2 separate regions of the Homo sapiens genome follow, and region 1 is linked to region 2. The links are chromatin loops, found by intact Hi-C in ENCODE. Cell type or tissue: PC-3. All regions are shown on one strand. Links, peaks and the distances in the headings refer to the core of each region. The heading gives the core; the rest is flanking DNA.

Region 1 (10,823 bases), core at 1,909-9,908, 66 kb after region 2:
ATAGAATGGCTTTTCCTAAGTTACGGTGCCTCATCCTCAATTTGACATGATTCACTCTTGTGATCTCCAGCATTGTTGTGTGAAACAGGAGGCAAAGGCCGCGGCATTATAGCCAGAGAGAACAGAATGATCATGGCAAGTTTATAATTTCTTTGAGCCTCAGTTTCTACACTCAAACAGTGAGAGATTTGAAATGAATGACCTCAAAGGTCCCGTCCACCTCTGAAATTCTATAATTCTTAAGAAGTATCATATCTGGGCTATACTAGATTTGGATCTGAATGCAGATTAATGAAGATGTCTATGCTAGTTTAGTAACTGGCATGACTATAGTGAAAAGATTCATAGCAAGGGATAAAGTAGAGTCAGAGCAAAGAGAGTCAATGTGGAGAGTGGAAGCAAAGTTCTCATCCTTGCTGTACAATTGACCATCCATCTTGACTGGTGATTCTCGTTGAGGTTGTGAAAATTCATGGCATTCACAGAGTTGTTCATGTGGTTATTAACAGTGGGCGTAAGGTAAATTCCCATTTGGTCTATTTGTCTATTTTTCTCATAAGGCCTTTGTATATCACAAAGTCAGGAAACACTTGGTGCTTTATGTCAAGGATCAAATGGAACATATGGAAGAAACAATGACGCTGCTACAGGTCTTCCTTGGTCAGAATTTGAAAGAAACTGTTGAAACAACATTCAGACCAGAGAAATACCCCTGAAGTCTAGAGAGATGCTCTAGTAAATAATAACAACTGCAAGAGTTGGTCAGTGAGCCAACTCTTTCCAGCCAACGCTTGGCTCTTTCCAGCCAAGAGCCACTCTAAGATGGGAAGTAGGCTACTAAACTTTCCCATACTCTAGTCCTTATTATTCTAGCAGTTGAAAATAAGGCATGATGCTACTTGCCAGGGCCATTTATTTTTTGCTTATTCGCTTATTCATTCTCTTGATCAATCAGTTTTAAAACAGCATTTATTGAACACCCAACTCCTGTTCTGTACTAGGGATATCAGGAGTTGCCACCATCAATAAAGAGATAGGCAGCCTGCCCTTGGGGGAAGTCAGAGGCTAGGAGAAAAGACAAATACACAAACACAAAACTAAATAAAGTATGACGCACGCTATCAGTATGGAGGTAAGAACAAAGTGCTAAGTCATGGAAGGACCATGTCTGATTCTTTCACCGCTGCATACTCAGGGTCTGGCATTCAGTGTCTGACACCATGCCTCTTGCACTGTGAACCTGGAAACGCAGAAAACTCACAGAACTGCCTCAGGTTATTTTGAATATTCAAGGGAAACATATCAAGACTTAACATATGTTGAACACTCTTTGAACTATTTGATCATGCTGTATTCCTTTCTATGACATCTCATCTTCGTAAAGCTGGGTTTGCTTTGATAAAAAGCAAGTACTGTGAGAAAAACAACATGGAATAGGAAACAAGAATGAGGATTGTCCAATCTGATTCCAGGCTTTGGGATGTAGTACAGGCACACACATCCCATTAATAAATAAATGTTATTTATGAATGAAGTAAAATAGTACTTTTCTCTCAAGTTATATGCATTGTTTTTTCAAATGGCTATTAAATCATCAGGACACAAATATATATTAAGTTGCTTGGACCTAACTGCTTAATAAATGGAATTGTTTGGTATTCCTGTTGGCCGGCCTAGAAGTACCACAAAAAACTCACCCAGACATTAATGGTGCTGTAAACAGAAATTAAGAGCCTCTGATCCAACTCACTGTAGTCATTCAACACATAGGATGAATAAAAAAATGCATGACATTCTAAATAAGGTGACAGTTGAGCTGAGCTTTAAAAGATGAAAGGGATTTTTTCAGGCTGCAATGAGAAAGAGAAAGAGAGAGGGAGAGTTAGTTTTCTGAAAAATGGAAGTAGAGTCAACAATATCCACTGGGATTTACCAGGTCTCAGGCACTTTTTCTAGGCACTGGCGTATAATATTAACAGAGAAAGATAATGCCCCTGTTCTTATGAAGCTTATATTATAGTGTGAGATGCAGATGATAAAGTTTTAAAAGAGGACAGTTTCATATAGTGAATGATTATGCTACACTTGATCTTAGCCAAAAGGCCGAGAAGCGATAGTGAATGATTATGAAAGAAATAAAGCAGAGTAATGGGATGGAGAGTGACACAGGGATGGAGGGTTGCTCTACCTGAGGTGGTCAGGAAATTCTCTCTGAGTTGACATTTAAATGTCCTTAGTATGTTTGGAAGGTGAGGCATGAAGGAGCCCAGCTTATTTGGGGGCCTGTGGGTCATTTTATCAGGTGCAGTACAAGGTATATTGTGGGGAAAGAAGTGGGATATTTATCTATGCTGAAGAGCCTGAACTTAGCCCCACATGTTATTTCATAAGGGACATTCTTAGCCCCTCACTCAGAGTGATGAGCTTTGGAAGAGCAGAAGGCTGAAAGAAAACTTGGTGACTCTATCTACCCCTTCTGTGCATTTCTCTTCTCCCAGGCCCGGTCTGCCAGTCTCAGGTGAAATATATCCAAGGCAGGAGAGGGATTTCTTAACCTCAGGTAGGAAGACTCTTAAGTGAGAAAGAAATTCTAATTGCAGGAACGTTGATTTCTTCCTAATAAATGTGCCAAATCCCCCACCTACTAGAGAGGGCCTCCAAGAACCTGGCTGCTGCTTCACCCTGCCACAGACGCACTCTCTCCAGTAGTGGACCAAAGAAATATACTTCTCCCCAGACCCATCCATGCTTCAATCTTTCCTGACCTACCCAGCTGAAAAACAGAAATTTCCCTCATACTATATAACCTCCCCTAAGATAGACATTGCTCTCATGTTAAAGTCAGATGGGACATGTCTTTTCTAAGTCACTTGATGAAGGCTTGATTTGTACACTGATACAACAAAATTGGGAGCAGGCTCTCCTATCTTTCAGAGTCTGCATGCATTCTGCATTTGGACAGTCTCTAAAAGGCTATTACGATGTATGAGTGGCAGGCGCAGTGGCTCATGCCTGTAATCCCGGCACTTTGGGAGGCCGAGGCAGGCAGATCACCTGAGGTCAGGAGTTAAGACCAGCCTGGTCAACATGGTGAAACACCGTCTCTACTAAAAATATAAAAATTATCTTGATGTTGTGGTGGGCACCTGTAATCCCAGCTACTCGGGAGGCTGAAGCAGGAGAATCGCGTGAAACCAGGAGGTGGAGGTCGCAGTGAGCTGAGATCGTGTCATTGCACTCCAGACTGGGCAACAAGAGCAAAACTCCATCTCAAAGAAAAAAAAAAAAAATTTATGGGTGGGAGGAGTGTGGAGAGTAATTTAAAGGATCTATTTTTCACTTTTTCAATCCCATGGATAATGAGGACTTAAAGCAGTGTTATGTAGCAGAAAGAACATGGGCCCTCTTGAATCCTGAGCTGCCACTTACCAGTTATGTGCTTTCAAACGCGTTTATTAACCTCTCTCAGTCTCAGTTTTCTTGCATATAAAAATATCGTTCTAATATATGTACAAACAGAAAATGTTAATACAATGTTAATGGTAATTTTAAAATTGGAAACAAATGGAGGATGGCTGGTTAAATAAGGTGTGATATGCTCATAGCATGGAATGCTATACAGTCATTAAAAAGATTAAGGTGGATCTATTTGTACAAACCTGTGAGTTCTTCCAAATTATCTTGTTAAAAGTTTAAAAAAGCAAATTGTGGAGTAATAACCTATAGTATGATCTCAGTTTTTAATAATCCCCAGAATGAAATGTGTCTGGTTGTGTGGCACCATCCCAAGGCATTGAAGGACACACATCCAACTGATCACCTAATACAGAGCAGGGAGGGACTGAATAAGTTAGGGGGACTTTCATTTTTTATTCTATATGCTTTTATAGTGTTTTAATTTTTTATAATGAACACATATTCCTGTATTTGTAGTATAATTTTAAAGAAAATACAAAACAAAAGAAGATGAGGTTGGGAGAAAACATTTTATACATAATTGAGTTTTTATTTGTTTTTGAAACAAAGAAAAAAAATACCACCTCCCAGAGTTCTGCTGAGGATTATGTGAGAAAATGTCTAAAATGCACTCAGCCTGGTACCTGACTCAGTCATGTTGGCTCTACTCTTCCTCATTACCTGTTATGTTTTGAATTATGTCCTCATTCCATTATGTGTTGGAATCCTAAACTCCCATACCTCAAAATCTAACTATATTTGGAGTTGTGGTCTTTAAAGATGTAATTAAGTTAAAATAAGGTCATTAAGGTGGGCCCTAAATCAGTATGACTGGTGGTCTTTAAAGAAGATATTAGGATGCAGACACACAGAGAGAAGACATGTGAAGACACAGAAGAAGGCTGCCTTCCACAAGCCAAGGAGAGAGCCCTCAGTAGAAACCAACCTTGCAGACCCCTGATGTTGGCCTCCTAGACTCCAGAATTGCATAAAAATAAATTTCAGTTGTTTAGCTCACCCAGTCTGTGGTATTTTCTTATGGCAACCCTAGTCAACTAGTATACTACCTTTCTTCAACTTCCTCCTCTCTTCTGACAAAGTACTGTTTCTGAAAGACTACATTATTTTTTAAAAACTGAAAATTAGATCACTTTGAAATTCCAAAGATCAGCCTTATTCTATGGCATCATGGGTAATTTCTCCTGATTGTTTTGCCAAGTGACAAGTTCCAGGTATTCTGGAAGGAGAATGTTAGACCTCATTTCCGGCAGAACTGCAGGCTTATAATGGCCCTTCCTTTGGACGAACTCTAGAAAAACAGACTTTCTATACAATGCCCAGTTATTAGGCTGGACAGTCAGGTCTCTGGCAACTATCATGGCTTGGCTGTTCTTTGGCCAAATACTTGATTGGAATTGCTGTATATTCTCAGAATTATATCCCAGGGGACAAATCAGTATCCACCAAAAGAAGTCTAACTTACTGTAAAGCCAAGATGAATGTAGGATGGTGACTAAACTCATTATAGGACATTGTGGTTTGTGTGTTTCTCCTTTTTGGAGTTGAGAAGAACTGCTGTTGCTAGAACAAAAGGATGTTCTTTAGGCAACACATCTGCAAAAAATCCTAATTTCTCTGATTTGACCCACAGCTTTTTTTTTTAATGCTAAAATTAGATAACAAAGGGAAACAATGTTTCTGAAAAGAGAAATGATGAGTGACTTTGATTGTTTCTCTGAGGGCAGAGCCCCTATCCACCCTGTGATAACATCAAGGCTAAATAAGCTTTCAGTATCTTGCAAATAAATTAATCTCTAAATGCAATTGTACAGCATGCCATGTGGACAACTGGAGGTTGACTTTGGTTCAAAACACATCATTTCTTTTTCGCTAGTTAAACACTGAACATTCAGAGTAATGGTTGAAAATATTTGCAGCAATTACTCTGGGAAAAAAAATCCTCATATTTTATGACTAACTGTTTTATCATTTGTGGCATAAAGAAATAAACATTTTTTTAATGATTCACAGATTCCTTCATTTGATGGATCTGGTGGCTATAGATCTCCCTGCAGTGCTTGCTGCCAGGCAGCTGGCCAAGTTCACTGGGTGCCCCCCAGCCCCAGTAAGTTAGGCCTTCTGCTTTTCCTCTCCTCTCGGCCTTCTTCTGACTGTGGCACACATTTCTTTTTTAATGCTTTTTCTGACATGTCTTTATTTTACTCCTCCTTATTCTCTCTCCTATCCCTTCTCCTTAATGTGTTCTCAATTTCTTATCCTCTGCTTCAACTCTGACTCTCTCGGGAGGGTTCTGGTATGAACACTCGTCAGTGGAAAGAATACAGGCTTGGGGGCTCTGTTACTTACTAACTTTGTGGTTTGGGGCAAGCTCTTCAACTTCTCGTAGCCTCAGTTTCCTCAATCTTGAAGTGGAAATAATAGTAATGCTCAGTTATAGTATTCCTTTATAGAAATCAGTGCAACAATGGAAATACATGGGAAATAACAAATTTTAGTTCTTTCTTCCACATTGCCTTGGTAAAAGCTAAGTGAGTGACACTCTTACAAGAAACAGGGCCCAGTGAAACCACAGCCCACAGTATCACATCAGCATTAAACATTTCCTTCCAGAAAAGTTATATTCCTTGGCTAAGGACAATTTCACTCTTGTTCATAACTCAAGGTGATATAATAAAAAACTCCAAATTGTTAGGGAACATATGAAAGGGAATATATTAGTAAAACTGATTTCTGTTTGATGGCATCTTTCTAGTATACTTAAAGGGCCATAGGAGATATTGTCCCCTAAATTGATCACAGTTTTTTTTTTCAGCCAGCATCATCCCATGGAGACCACGAGAGCGGGGTTTAGCAATAGTTGTAAATGACCATTGAGTGATATGAGCTGGCATTCCTGGCCTGAAGAGTCACACCTTCCAGCTCACTTGGGTGATGCTGACTGACAAGCAATCACCTATATTATTGTCTTGTGGATTGATGGCTAATGCCAAGCATCTACTTTCCTTGACTCAGTATGAATAGGAATGCCTACTTGGCCAACCCGTAATTTCCCTCAATATTGCCATGATCAGTTGTTATATTGAGACCCACTCAGCTAGAGCTAACTCCTATTATTAATGACAGAGTGATGACTAAATGCATGTATGAAGAAAAGAAAAATCATTCAACAGCTCAACTTTCAACTGATGAAGAGAATTAAGAATGAGACCATCATTTCCACAGGGTTGAAAATTATTAGATTGAGAAAAGCTGATATGAGTCCCCTCTCCTGGCTAGCTCCACGAGCTTAGGCAGACAGCTTTCATCTCTTTCTGCCACAATCCCCGTTATTGAAAATGACAGATAAAGACTGATTACATACCTCAGAGAGAACCTGGCAAAGTTATAGACTCATAGAATGTTAGAATTAGAGAAGAATTAGTATATTTGGGTTGTCTGCCCTGTGCCAGGCATGGTACCTTATGACCTTTTGCCCCAAACTCATTCAATTCTCACCACTACCTTGAAAATTGGGCATTACCTTAATTATACAGATAAGGAAATTGGAACATTTAAAGACATGAAATGCCTTATTTAGGCTATACAGCTAAGGAGTGGTCCTGTCAGGTTTGTAAATGCCGAAGCACATGCTCATTTCACCATAACACCAGGAGCTATATGGGTGATCTGGACTAATTCTCATTTAGTAAACAGCAAAACTGAGATCCAAAAAGTTTAAGGCTCAAGCATTTTTACAACATATGCTTTTTTTTTTAAGAAAAGAGATATTCAAACAAGTCTATTATAGCAATTATAATTCTTCAAGGCTAGAAGTATATGAACTGCTGAGAATTTTTAATGTGCAAATTAAATACAGCAGAAAAAGCAAATCCAAGAATCCTTGCTGAAAACATCTCTAATTCCCTCTCCTTTGAGCGTCTCTGCCTGTCAAGAGGATATAAATTTATTAAGTCAATACTCCTCAGAATTTACTTTCTCAAGTCCTAGTTTCTGAATTTCATAAAAAGGATGCTGGCCTCTAGTGAACCAGATAGAAGCTTGAAGCAGGGATTTGAGAATAATTTAGAAAGAAATTACTACTGCAGTTCATCCCTTGGCAAGGCCCTACGGAATGAAACCAAATAAGCTGCCATGCCTAGGTTGCTAACGTGCAAATACTTGCATGTGTTCAGCCTGGTTTCTGTAAGCCTAGAAACGATAAGCAGCATCAAATCTTCTCATTAACACCAAGATGTGCTGAAACTCAAGCAGCATGAACTTGTAGGTTTTTCCCTCCAAGACATCACTTTGTGCTGGGTACTATAAGCAAGGGCCATTATTTAATTAGTTAACAAGTTTTTGTACTATCATTCTAGCAGTCTTGTCCTTCTTATGTTTTCCTTTGCATTTTAAACATTCTCTTTCTTTTAAGAGGAAATTGTGAAACTTAAAGAGGTTATCTTTGAGGTTTGGCTATATTTTTCTTTATAATCTTGCTATGAGCAGTAACTACATATGGCTGTTGGAGAGTGTTTAGTTTGGGTTTCAACTCAGTTGAGAGTTTTGAGTGAAATATGGTCATCACAGTGGGAAGGCTAAAGAGGCATTATTATTTTCATTATTATTGGTTTTTTTAGAGACAGGATCTTGCCTGTCCCCCAGGCTGGGGTGCACGGGTACAATCACAGCTCACTATAACCTCAAACTCCTGGACTCAAGTGATCTTCTCATTAAAAAGCATTATTAGATTCCTTTTCCTTTGAATCTTCACTGAGTAAATATACTTTATAGCTCTTTAACACCCGTATCCAACAACATACCAACATCCCTTTCCCAAGCAGCATATTCATTACCAAAAAAACTTATTCCTTCCCCAAATAGAAATTTTTAAAAGAAAGATATCACTGTTTTACAATGTGTAATTTATACCTTTTTATTTTTTCTCCCATTAAAATATGACTAGGATTTATTTACTTTGAATTGTTATAGATATTGGAAGTAATTTAGACAAAACTGTCAATTCTTATAGAACAGTATTTTGAAAAAACTATTTTTAAGCTACTTTTTATATTTGACTTCGTGACTGGGCAATGAAGACAAGCAGCCAGATTTCCAGGCACACCACCCCTATTTCATTCAAAACAAGTCTGCTTTTAACTGCTGTATTTATTAGCATCCTATGTAGATTTCTTTGGAAGAAAAATAATCATTCAGCAACGAAAATAAAGTTTGAAAACACCTGCTTTATGATATCTCATAAGGTCTTCTAAATTTTACGTGGCTATTTCTAGGTAAGAAATTCTCCAATAAATGTCTATTCTGTACAATTCTAATTGCCAAGAAGATGTTTCTTAGAGCAAAATGATGTGTACTTTCTTATTACCATTTAATTTACTATAGCAGATCGTTTTTGACTACATGCAAAGCATTGCTCTAGGAGCAAATGAAAATAAGAAAATGTATGTAAGACTTTGTACTCTCAAATGTTTTAAAATTGGAGGGAGGAAGAGAATAAAGACAAAAATATAGATAGGATTTGATGCAGAGTAAGTTACAAAAGTACAACAGAAGAGCTCAGAGGACATCTATGCAATCTATTAATATCTTAATATCTATTCATCCTCTCCTTTCCAAGCAAGCAACAATCACAGATTAAATATAAAATGATAAAACCAGTGGCATAGCCAGGTTCAAAAGCAAGAGAAAAAGTCCATGGACCAAAAATGGAAAATAAATGCAAGATGGTGAATAGTGCTGATTTCATAGGCTTTTTGGCTCCAAGACTGAAATAAAGCAAAGATTGGCAGTAGCTTGACTCTGGTAGGATACCAGGGTTGAATTTCCTTCACAGAAGAAGCAGGACCTAAGCCAGGTAGAAAACTTGATGTCAGGAGTTTCGAGGAGGCTCTCTGTTGTGAAGAGCGGCTGTATATATATATAAAAAAAAAAAAAAAAAAAAAGACAGTTGCCAGTTGCCTAGAATGAGAGTTTTCTCTGAAATTGTGTGTCTAAAAGAGGCTGTTTGATAGACATAGATACCATATCATGAACTGAAACTCTACCAAGCCATACTTTCCCTCTGGGTCTAGACTTGCAATTTCTTCATTATGGATTAAAACCCAAAATTTTAGTACAGTATCTGATTCTGGACCGGGGGCCATGTGAACCGTATGGAGATAATCATAAAACCATTGGAACAGACAAAGACAGGGAGAACAAAAGGAAAACAAACAGCTTTTCACTAAAAATGAGCCTGCAAATAAAAATTCCAAAACATAGGAAAAAAATATATATATAATACCAAGAAAGACAACAAAATTAACGTTCACACCAGATAAAATTCTGTGAAACAGTTTGACAAAGACTTTAAAATTAATAAAGTCAATCCTCTTTATTGATGGATGCTTGCAATTGTGAATTGTCTACTTACTAAAATTTGCTTGTAACCCCCCAAATCAACACTTATGGCACATTTGTGGTCATTCATGGGCATGTGAAGAAAAGTTAAATCTTTGAGTCGCTGAATGAACATGTTCCCAGCTGTGGTTGAACAAGGGACACTCTGCCTTCCTGTTTGAGCTCTCATACTGTAAACAAGTGTCCTTTTGGCAGTCTATTTAGTGTCAAGTTTTTCACGTTTATTTTTGTGCTTTTTTGGTGATTTCATTGTTTAAAATGGCCCCGAAGCATATGCTGAAGCACTGTCTAGTGTTTGCAAGCTCAAGAAAGCTGTGATGTGCCTTATGGAGAAAATGTGTGTGTTAGATAAGCTTCCTTCAGGCCTGAATTACAGTGCTGTTGGATGTGAGTTTCATGTTAATGAATCAACAATCTCTACAAGGAGTGTTTAAAAAGAAACATACATTAAATAAGGTTATCTACAGATCAGTTAATTAAAATGTTGTGACCAGAGACTTGAAGGAACTGTATTTCTCCCTAAGTGCAATGGTTCATTATTTGCTAATTCAGCATTTATGGTGATTTTCTAGAACGTAAGTGACACAAATAATGAGTATTGACTTTATGTTGAAAAGAAACACATTAAGAAATAACAGTGCTTAAAAATAAAGAATAAATTAGGGAGTAAAGACAGAAATAAAGCATTAAATAGATAGATGAAGAAAATAAATTATTAGAAATTTGCAATTCAAAAATCTAGTAATTGAAATAAAAATTTATCCATAGATAGGATAAATTCCAAACAAGATGCAGAATCAGTGAAAATTTGAAGATAGAAGTTAGAAACTTTACCCAAAATATAGGCCAAAATTCCAAAATATATAATACAAAAGAGCCCTTAAGAGATACAGAGAGTGTACAAAAGGCTCCAATATACATCAAATAGGAGTGTTCAATGAGAAGGGGCA
Region 2 (10,823 bases), core at 1,433-9,432:
CTGTATTCACATGCCCATTATGGCTTGATCAGGTTTTCCATATTCGTGTGTTTCATACCTCTTGTCAGTATTTTTTAATAATGAAAGGAAAGAACATTAATTCTAAATGTCTTGTACCTCCACTGCATATATTTCTGGGCTATCAGGAGATCTGAAAAGGGAAAACGTCCTGATGACACACCTATGGCAATGTAAGGCCAGGGCTGCTCTTTTATTCTTTCAAAACTCAATGATTTCCTTTGCAGATAAGGGGAAATACATCCTTGTTTGACATTTGACACTTTTCTAAAACTGTAATAAAACCTTCCTCTAGTAGAGTCAAATCTCCCTTGCTGGTGGATTAAGCAGCTTCAGAAGCTTCCTGACCTTCTCGTTGCTGTTGCTGGCCTTGTCGTCATTTCACTGCTCATTAGCACTTCCTTCAGGGCTGGACTGGCCTCCAAGGTCATCCCATCCAACCCTCTTGCAATAGTGGATGGAAAAATGAGGTAAAACTCAGTTCAGCCTTTTCTGCATTATAACAGCTCTGATAAAGGACGTGGGTGAGGTGCGGAGGAAGCTGAAACTTGGTTAAAAGAAGGTTTGGGGATTAACTGAGGATTTAATTCATCCTTTCTTTCTCTCCCGTGGCTAAAATAGATAGTTGAGAGTTGGCAGTGCATCAAAACCAGGCTGCTCCTCAACCCCAAATTTCAGCCCCACTCATCCTGGAGTCTTTGTTGAGGGTTTCTTTTTAAACTGGGGGATCTAAGTTTCTAATTGTGCCTTTACAATTAGCAAATCTTAAATGCCTTCAATTGTCACTTTACAGAGAAGCAACTTGCTTTGTTTTTTTCCCCCCAAATTAAGTCCTTAATAACACAAAATAACTTATGCCACTGTTTAGGCTTAGTGAGGAACCTTCAGAAAATGTATAGAGTATTTATTTTGCAAGTCAAGAGAGAAAGTAAAGAGGAACTTTATGGAGGCGAAATAAAACAGTTGTACAGAACACATTTACAGGGCACATTAAGTCGGTTTTTGTCTATGGTTCTTTCCCTTTATGGCATATGTTATATATTGACAGGGATTAAGTTTCTCTCCTGAATGGAACAATACACAGTCACAGGGAGCTACTGTACTTTACAAAGCAACAGACATCAGCACAGGCAAATGGCAAATAGAAATGCATCTCACAAAGAACTAACCAGGTCCATGGGAAGCACAGTGCTTGGCTTCATCTTTTGCAATTCTGCATCTTTTGCATTTCCCTTCTCGCTCTGCTGCTCGCTCGCCTTTCTTTTTCGTCCTTTTCCCCCTTTTTTGCTCGCACCGTTACACTTTCTCTGTCCTCCTGGCTTTGTTATTCAGCATGTCTGATTAGCAGGAGCCTGATTGGCTGGCTGCCTGCTCCGAGAGAGATTCCATTCAGCTTACCCCCCACCCATCCACCCACCCACCCCTCGGTCAGGAAATGTGAGAGGGGCTGATGGAAGCTGATAGGCAGGACTGGAGTGTTAGCACCAGTACTGGATGTGACAGCAGGCAGAGGAGCACTTAGCAGCTTATTCAGTGTCCGATTCTGATTCCGGCAAGGATCCAAGCATGGAATGCTGCCGTCGGGCAACTCCTGGCACACTGCTCCTCTTTCTGGCTTTCCTGCTCCTGGTAAATGCCTTTTCATTTCAATGCATTGCTATTGCCATTGAGTCTGGGTGCTGTTGGGGGTGTGTGTGTGTATGTGTGTTTGTGTGTGTGTGTGTGTCTTTATCTTAAAACTCCAGGTAAAATAATTTACACGATTACAAAGAGAGAATACTCCTTCTAGAACTTTTAACCTCAACTTCCCAAGCAAGATAAAGTCTGCAAGACTTTCTGGAATTAGTTACTGCTATACAGTAATACTGATACTGAGACATGAACTTTGGGACATACTGCATGGAGTTTGGGAGCTGAGGACTGTATATATGGTGGTGTGTATGCTTGGAATTTGGATAACAGACATCCTGAAATTAAACTCACTCACTGTGGTGTTCCTGGAATTTTTTGATGGATAGGCTTTGCAGAGCTTGCCCGTACCGCCTTTAATGAATTACTTTCCATCTATGCACATGTACTATGGAACCAGGTAAAGAGGGGAATGAGAGCCTCTTTGCAGCCAACCCAGATTATGGCTCTTAATTACTGCAAGTCATTTATGGATAGAAGTTAATGCTAGGATTTATGAATTGAGGATTATGGCCTTTGATCTCAAATTTACTTTTAAAGAAGAAAAAGGAATGGTGACTTTTAGTACGGCTGATTGCCACAGTCATAGTGATAAGATGCTCTGCTCTTGAACGTCAGTACACATTGCATTTTTGACTCGAAGTAAATGTTCCGTTGTGACTCATACTTGGTTTTATGGGCAGAAAATGAACATTTACTGTCCAAAATAAATCTACACTCAAAATATTAATAGCAATGCACATTTTTTAAACCAGAGTGTTCTGGGCAGGCAGCTTAGTAAACCTCATCTGAAGGTTTGATTCCAAAATTTGCACACACTGATCCAAACAAATGTGATTGTAGTTTTTCCTGTCACATTTATAACATGCCAGAACTTCCTCAGAAGGTAACAAGGCAGGAAGAGAACAAGGTAAAAATGTAGCAAATGAATAGGTTGCATTGATTCCTTGATGGGGAAGGAATGTTTGTTCTGATTATATTCTGACAAATCTGATCTGCGCTATAATTTTGAAGTAGGGAAGAAAGCCATTTGGTACAAACTGAAAAAGTCCAGGAGATTCATCAAATAGAGTAATCAGACAGTGATTCAATATTTTATACATTCCCACTTCTTAATGATTTGCATCATTGTAGCTAAGAAATTATAATGCTGCATTGCAAGTGCTATAAATATAGAAATAAATTTTTAATTTTTCATAGAAATTTAAAGGTAAACTACATTTCAAGCATGAATGAACTATAAGTTTTAGCTGTTCTGAAAAATACAAAGAACAGAATGTTTAGGTATGCTTTATGACTTGTGGAGCAAGCGATTTATGAAAGGTGTCTCATTTTTTCCATATGGGATGTGTTACTTGTATACACCATTAGTTTGTCTCATCTTTCCTTCTTTGTGATTTTTTTAAGTGTGTGTTATTTTCCCATTATATTGCATCATAAAGCAAATTACCAGTATACATTACTTTTTTGATATTTTCATATGGAAGTATGATCTCATTATACTTTAGTAAAACTTTCCCATTCAGGAATAGATTGTTTTGCTATCCATTTGGTAAACGCATTATATCCCTCTGTGATATCTTGAATATTCATATATGTATTAGAGCATATAATTTGACTTATGTGGAATGAAAAGGTATGTATGCTTATTTCAGAAGGACTTAAAACATATCATATTTAAATTACAATAATTGTATTATAAAGATAAAATTAAAACAAACCTAGGTTTGTTTTATGCCTGCATTTAAATTAAGTGGAAATCTGAGAGTTATGCTACAAAAGGAAGAACTGACTGATGTTTACATACATCCCTTTGCCAAGCAATAACAGCATTAGTAATAGCTGTCATGTATTTTGTGTCTGAATGTGGCTAGTTGTTTGAAAATCATTACAATAAATCCTTACAATAATCATACAGATAAGACATTTTAAACCCGTTTTTTCAGGCAATGAAATAAGCTTGCATTTGAACCCAAAGGTCAAATAATGGAGAGAATAGAACATGTTTGCTTCGTATGGTGGTTGTAAATATTTAAGAACAATGAAAACAGTGGTGCAGGTTGGTCTGTACCCTTTGTTGCAGATATTTAGGCTTTCTGCATCATCTTGATCATTAAAGATATGTACAATATCATGAGCACTTGTTAAACTTGCTCATTAACTGCCCCCTTTAGCATTAAATTTAATTATTGGCTTAAGAGATTGTGACCTTTAGCCTGTTGTGTACTTGATTTAGAACTAGAAGTGTGGCATCATCAGCTCAACCTTCAAACTTGATAGAGAAATTGAATTGAGGGGCTTGTTTTTCCTATAGTCTTTTTTTTGTTTTTGTTTTCATTTACACATTGCAAGGATTCTGTCTATTCTTGGACTTATTTGGGGCAATTTCTAAAGGTCTCTGTAACTTAATTGGAAAACATCCTGTCTATTTTGTGGCAAGCCCAGTTTCTACCTTATTAAAATATCCCTCATTTCACTGACAGCTGAATCATCTGTATCATGACTAGGTTCTTGAGTGTGTACAAATATTGAAGGTTGTTCAGCCTTCATTCTGTCAAAATCCTTTCCCCTTGGAACTTATTTCTGAGAGGATGGGTGTTGAATCTATTTTACGTTACCACCCATATTTTCATGCACAGAACTTATATCATAAATTTATATTCTGGACACAGTAGGACAGTAGTACTGATCAAGAGATTTCATTTGATATTCAGGTGAAATTAAGCTACATAATGCCATTTTCTCAATCCTCCCATTCTGCTTTCTCGTATTTATTCTCTCTCCTTTGTCCCAATTGTTTAGCTCAAAAAGAATGTGGCAAAAACCATGACCGGCCATTGACATATGTGTCCATCTACACTTGAAGTCAAATCACTTCTTGTCAGAAAGGCATTTAATCAAATTTGCATTTGCCTTTTGTTTCTTTTAAACGGTTTTAAGCTCTTTTGCCTGCTATTGTGAGAGTTGCAAGAGTAACACTAGGAATTATAATAAAGTACATGTGTTTTCCTGTTGAATTTCTTTTTCTTCTCTGTACTAATTTATACATGGCAACTAGTCAAACACAATAGCCCATTCCCTTCAGTCCCTCTGGCACTCTCTCCCACTATTATCTAAGTGGATCTATCTTGGATGGGGAGAAGCACCCTTAGCTTGTGGAATGAATGTTAAGTCCCTTATTTACAGGAGACCGCGGCCTGTTCCAGCAGCATGTATGTCAGTGTGTTCATGTGCATGCACAAGCACTTTTCTATAATTGTTCACTCTACACAGATTTCTTTTTCTCAGACCTAGATTGTCTTTAAATCAAGCTTGAAGACTTTTCGCATAGATCTACAGAACGCTATGAAGCATTTAAAATTTAAAAATCACTTTCTTCATGTTTTTGTGAAGTTTCTTGTCTAGACATGGCCAGCTACATTTTTGTTTACTCAGGCTCCTGTTTTTAGTGTTTCAGTGTGTTCAGGACCACTTTCTGGCCCCCATTATTATTTTCACATAACACCATTTCTGTTGCTTCATATAAGTTGAGGGAAGAGTGTCCAATAGTGGTCACTAGTGAACTACAGAAGAATCTTGTTACACCAGGAAAGTTTTTCCTTGAAAAAGCATATGGAAATTGAAGTCTTTTGAGAGACAAAGAGAATGAATAAATAAATGCATGTATGTATTTGTGCATTTGTATGTTTTAATACATGTTGATGCCCATTTACTATTATGTATGTATAAATTGGAAAGCAGTCTTCTAACACACCATGGAGTAGGCTATTACTCTAACTTAGGAGATTCACATCTCCTAAGTTGATTCTATCCTACTAACAATATTACAGTTAGGGTTTGCAATTTTTATCAGTTAAGTGTCGTTAACTCTATACAAGTTACTCATGTTTTTTAAAAACTTAGTTTACTTGGGCTGTATTTTGCTTGGGGATTATATTAGCATGAGACATGGTCTGGTGTTTTGGTTCTCCCCTTTATTATGGCTTACTCAGAATATAATTTTAAACTCTTCCAGGAAAAATACTGGGTCCTATGAATTTCTGCTTTTCCCGAAGCACCTAGTAGAGTGCCGTGTAGATACAGTTTGTGAACTAAATGAAGAGAAAAAATGACTTACAGAGACTATCGAAGGGTTCTTTAATTCTTCATATTTTCAGTGATTCTTAAATTCATATGTGTAGTTCTGTTTCTTTGGTCAAGTGACAGCTCTGCTTTTAATTCATGTATCTTCCAGTTTCCAGGAATGACACGCTCTCAGGTCCAGCTATGTAAGTTTAATTGTGCCCTCCTCTCAGTAAGCATATTCTACTGTTTCTGTGGTCTCATGAGTAGAGTGACCCAGAAGTGACCTCTTCGTAGCATAAGGACCGGAGCCTTTTCTTGAGTGAGAGCATTCCTTCAATCACCATGAATAACCTACTGGTTAACTGTATTGAGATAATCACAGGAAAATGTGTCTAAATCAAGTTTTACAGTCTTGTCATTGTTACTAACTTTCTTCTTTTAGAGAGCTGGCTTCAAACTTTGTGTTTTCACCAGAATGAGACAAGTGCGTGTCATTTTCTGTCTACATCATAAAAACCATACCATGTGGTTGAATTTTGGCTTGATTGGCAGTACTGGCTCATGAGCGGCTTAGGACTGGCATACCAGAGGTGATGTAAGTCCTAAAGGATCCTAATTGAAATAGGCCAGCACAGCTGTGTGGGGAGCCTGCCTGCTAACTGGGGTAAGCTGTTGCTATCAACCCCTTCTTTCCATGAGCTCAAAAATAAATGACTAAATCTCCCCAATTCCCGAACTTCAAGATTAAAACCTACATTGAATAAAGCTTAACTGTTCTGTTTTGCCTCTCAGGGACTCTGTTAACTGGAGCACCCAGCATGGAGGGCAGTTAGTTAAGTTTTCTGGCCACGTCAAGAAGATGCCCAATGGCTGTAATCTGCAGCCAACAGTGACCTCAGGCTTTTTGTTTATTGTCTTTCCCAAGAAACTCAGTATTCATAAATCCATTAAAAAGTTTTGCTGTATCCACAAGCATTCTTTATTTTGATTAGAGAAATATATTTTATCTCATGAAGTAATTGTAACCTTTATTAGGAGAAATACCATAATTTCTGTGTTCAAATAGCCCCATCCCAAATTCTACCCATATATAGCTATGTGTACAGTCAGCGCTTAGTAATTGCTTGTCAGAAGGCATAAATAATTCATTGTAATCTCTAAAATATTTTATATGTAATTTTTATAGTTCTTGGGCTACTTTGCATTTATCTGTGCCATCGCCCATCTCTTACTTATCTTACACTTCTTTCTGTCCCACAAAGCTGTGGGGGACAGCAGAAGGTGTGACTTGTTCCTCCTGCCTCTTTCAGAATGCCTGGTAATTTGATCTCAATAAACGTGGGTGAATGAATAAATAAATGGAAAAATAAGAATGACTTGGCAAGAAAAGGTGAAAACAGGGAAAAGTACAAGTAGGAAGGAAAAATGTCAGCATTCATTTTACATGTGAAGCGTTTCACTATTTCTGGTTTTGGTAAGACCAAGTCATCAACGCTAAGAAACGCAAAAGAGGTATATATTCTGTATTCCTTTCTCTGTCTTTTAAATATACGTAGCCACACACTGAACAACAATTAACCCCTTTTGCTCTTGTTAATTAGAATGAATCATTTTGGATGTTTCATATATTTTTTATCCATTTAGTTCTCAAATATTTTTCCTTTTTCAAAACTTGTCCTCAGGAAGAAAACGATACTTACATTAGTCACAGTTTTGTAAAACTTGAAGGTACTTAAAATAAACTCTCATGTTAGCAGAGACAATGCTGTGGATTCACTAAAACCTGTTTCTTCTTGCTACTGGGCACAATGATAAACTGTATTTGCCAGCCTTCCCTGTGACTGGATGGTACTATGTAATTGAGTTCTCATCAGTGAAAAATAGCTAGAAGTACTATATGGCACTTGTAGGCCTGATCCCTCAGCCTATGTGATCCTCCAAGCATCAAACACTCTCTCTTTACCCACCTGCTGGATGCAGAGAATCCACTAGAAAAAACTTCATGACTCTAAGGAATGGCAAAGCCACCAAGTGGAAGTCTAGGTCCCTGAATGACTACATGGAGCACAGCCCCTCAGTGTCACTCTCACAGACTTACACTGTGAACATTCATTTAACCATGAGCAAGAAACAAACTTTGTTGTGTGAAAACCCTGAAATTTTGGGAAAGGTGTTGTTTGTTATGCTGAAAACTTTTAAGAAATAACATATGCTTCAAATTTAGATGCTATACATGCCAGTACTTACTCATAAGTAAGTACTAATACCGTTTTCCATTTATTATATGGGAAAAGAGAACTAACAAGATGCCACATCATTCTAATGGTGGTTTGATCTTTGCGGTTTGCAATTTACTGCATACCTGAAGTGTGATAAGTAGTTGGGGGTATGTGTCAGTACTACAGGGAAAATAGGAAAATGGGTCCATTTTTAAAACATAGAATCTGGAAGTGGATGAGGGAGTGGTAGAAAATGAGGAAAGAAAACCAAAGAGGCAAGGCTGTGGTGAAACAGTTGAAATCTCCTGGGACAGAGTGGGATCAAACAGTGAGGCCAAGAACATAGAAGCACACAGATCCAAGGGGAAGGCGAATATAACAGAAAAAGATGCTGAGAAGCTGAAACCAGGGTGCAACACTGAAACTGCTCCAAGGGCAGAATGTCAGAAAATCAGAGTGAACAATTCACAGAGAGGGAACAGACTCACAAAGGCAAAGTAAACAAATGTTTTGTACAGCGATATATAAAGTAAACCACACTTCTTGAATATCCCTAGTTTCAAACAATCTTTAACACATTTTTCTTGGAGGTGTCTGAGTGCCATGAAAGAACAGTGGTTTTAGGCTGGGTGCAGTGGCTCACATCTGTAATCCCAGCACTCTGGGAGGCCGAGGAGGGTGGATCACCTGAGGTCAGGAGTTCGAGACCAGCCTGGCCAACATGGTGAAACCCCATCTCTACTAAAAATACAAAAATTAGCTGGGCATGGTGGCAGGCATCTATAATCCCAGCTACGGAGATTAAGTCACAATCTCTACAGTGAAGAGCTTGGAAGTGTGTTGGACATTTTGTTGTCAAGAGTTTTTTTTTTTTTTAATTTTTCAAAACACAACTCTTCTGTAGGCAACAGTTCTGTGATGGACATTATTATTTTCAATTTCCCCACAAGCTGGTTCATCTTGTAAATAACTCTCTGCACCTGCTTAGACGCTGTTTGTTTAATCCTTTTATCCCTGTGTAAATGTAAATTATGGCTTTCCATAGATTATGAATGTGTTATTTTCAAATTATCAATCACTATTTGACTCTGAACATGAAAAGTTATTTTTACTGTTTCTATAGTTTATAGTCTCAATTTGTGCAACAGAACACACTGGAACAATTTTTTAGTTAATATTCTTTAGGGAAAAACTATTTTCAAGATAAATGGTTATCTTTGTGAGAATTACCATTATGTGTGACCAATGTCTAGAGAGTTTTCATCTGCCCCACTATCACTGGGGAACCTGCTGCCAGATTACAATCTGTACATAGTTTCCACTACATTGTGCTTTCTTGGCAACAACCAAAATCCACGCAAAAAACAAATAGATTCCATTTGGAATTATATTTCTGTCAGTGCAATTACTATATGAGGTTGTATCTCCCATCCTCATTAGAATTATACCTAAAGTTCTTATTAAAATAAATTAATTACAATAAGACCAAGATGACCTTGTGCATCAAAAGTAGGATAGTTGAAAGAAAGGGAATAGCAGAAAAATCACGTGCATGAACATATGCCGTTTATAATACAGGAGATTTATTCCACTTCTGAGGCAAGAAATTGCCGGACTCTAATAGTTTCACCACCTGTGAATTATTTGGGTGCACCTCATAAGCGGGTTCTTTCTTCTATTTGTTTAAAGAAATAAGTGGTATGTTTGCCAATTCTACACTACATTAATTTTCACGGAGTTTCCATTTTCATCTTCATTGCTTTTTCAGATTTTTTTCCAAAGCTTCTGCCATTCTCCAGCTAAAGCTTTGGGTATTTTCCCCTTCAATTTTTGTCCAGGGACTTTCTCTAAGTCAATTCAGTTTGTTGGCATAAATGTTGGGATGAAAAGAGCGTGATAACCTAAGACATCCTGACATAAATTCCAAGAGCACTACAGAAATGAGACAGGAAATTGTGAGCAACCTATAATAAATTCAAACTGTCCAATAAAATAAATATACCTCACTTTGTTCCCATAGTAAGGTATGGTAGGGTATCTGATTTCTCAGCCTCCTTTGCTGGCTGTAATCTCAGTCACCATTTGAAGTCTGTATGAGTATTGTTAGAATATTGTACTTCATCAATACAACTAGGAATGAAAAAGATTAATGGAAACAATAAGAACTCCTACTGTTCAGGTGTGCTTAAGTGAGATTTGGTGGGAACGTTTTCAGAACTAGCCGGTTCTTTTTTTCTAGCTGTTATAACCATTTGTCACTGAGACCTAATATAATTTCCCTGATATACTACACACTTTTAGTTCTTATTTGGGGCTTGTAACTGGTCTGAGATAACAAACATGCTTTGAAATTACTGTTATGAGGTTAATTGGCATTTAAATTCCCAGCCCATAGATTCATAGAATGGTTTTAGAATTAAAGGGAACCTTTGATGCATGCGGAATGTGACCTCAGTTGACTGGTATCTCTTTGAAGGCAGGGGTTTTGTTTTATTTTGTCCTGAATATCTTTGTATCTCTAGCACCAGACAAAGAGTTTGATATAGAAAAAGTGTTTGATGTGTTTGTTTGAATAAATTAATTAGTTGCCTATTCCAGCCCTTTCATTTTGCAGATAATTTAATTTAAAATAAATGTCTGTAAAGAGATTCGAGTTATATTTATCACGAGCATCTAGTACATAGGATCCAGATACTGGAATCTTGTGCTGTTTCCTTGTGTCTGTTCTCCTTCTATTGAGTTCATTCTCCTGTATTATACTGTGTGGCCCCTTTAGGACCTTTAAATAACAGCCATCATGCTGGCTTTGGTAGAGAGGGATTGAAATGTTGA

What was found. Peaks named below come from ENCODE experiments on the same cell type or tissue, not always from the same donor. Only the 100,000 strongest peaks of a DNase experiment are listed, where the experiment ranks them.
Region 1: a loop joins it to region 2, with 2.3 times the contacts of the local background. A loop is called at or near these places in 3 of 110 quality-filtered maps.

What each region holds. Positions count from the first base shown.
Region 1 is chr9:18,538,239-18,549,061 of GRCh38, forward strand. The region is part of intron 3 of ADAMTSL1 (ADAMTS like 1); the gene reads left to right. Among named protein-coding and RNA genes, the nearest start is that of MIR3152, 30 kb to the right of the region's middle. In PC-3, for the core only: no CTCF peak of the experiment used is centred there; DNase peaks (open chromatin) are centred at 5,453 and 6,443; H3K27ac peaks cover 3,359 bases.
Region 2 is chr9:18,472,649-18,483,471 of GRCh38, forward strand. It overlaps ADAMTSL1 (ADAMTS like 1), which reads left to right and starts at 1,505. Exons shown (of 29, transcript NM_001040272.6): 1 at 1,505-1,647. The coding sequence starts at 1,585. In PC-3, for the core only: no CTCF peak of the experiment used is centred there; DNase peaks (open chromatin) are centred at 6,303, 7,043 and 8,113; H3K4me3 peaks cover 432 bases; H3K27ac peaks cover 5,422 bases.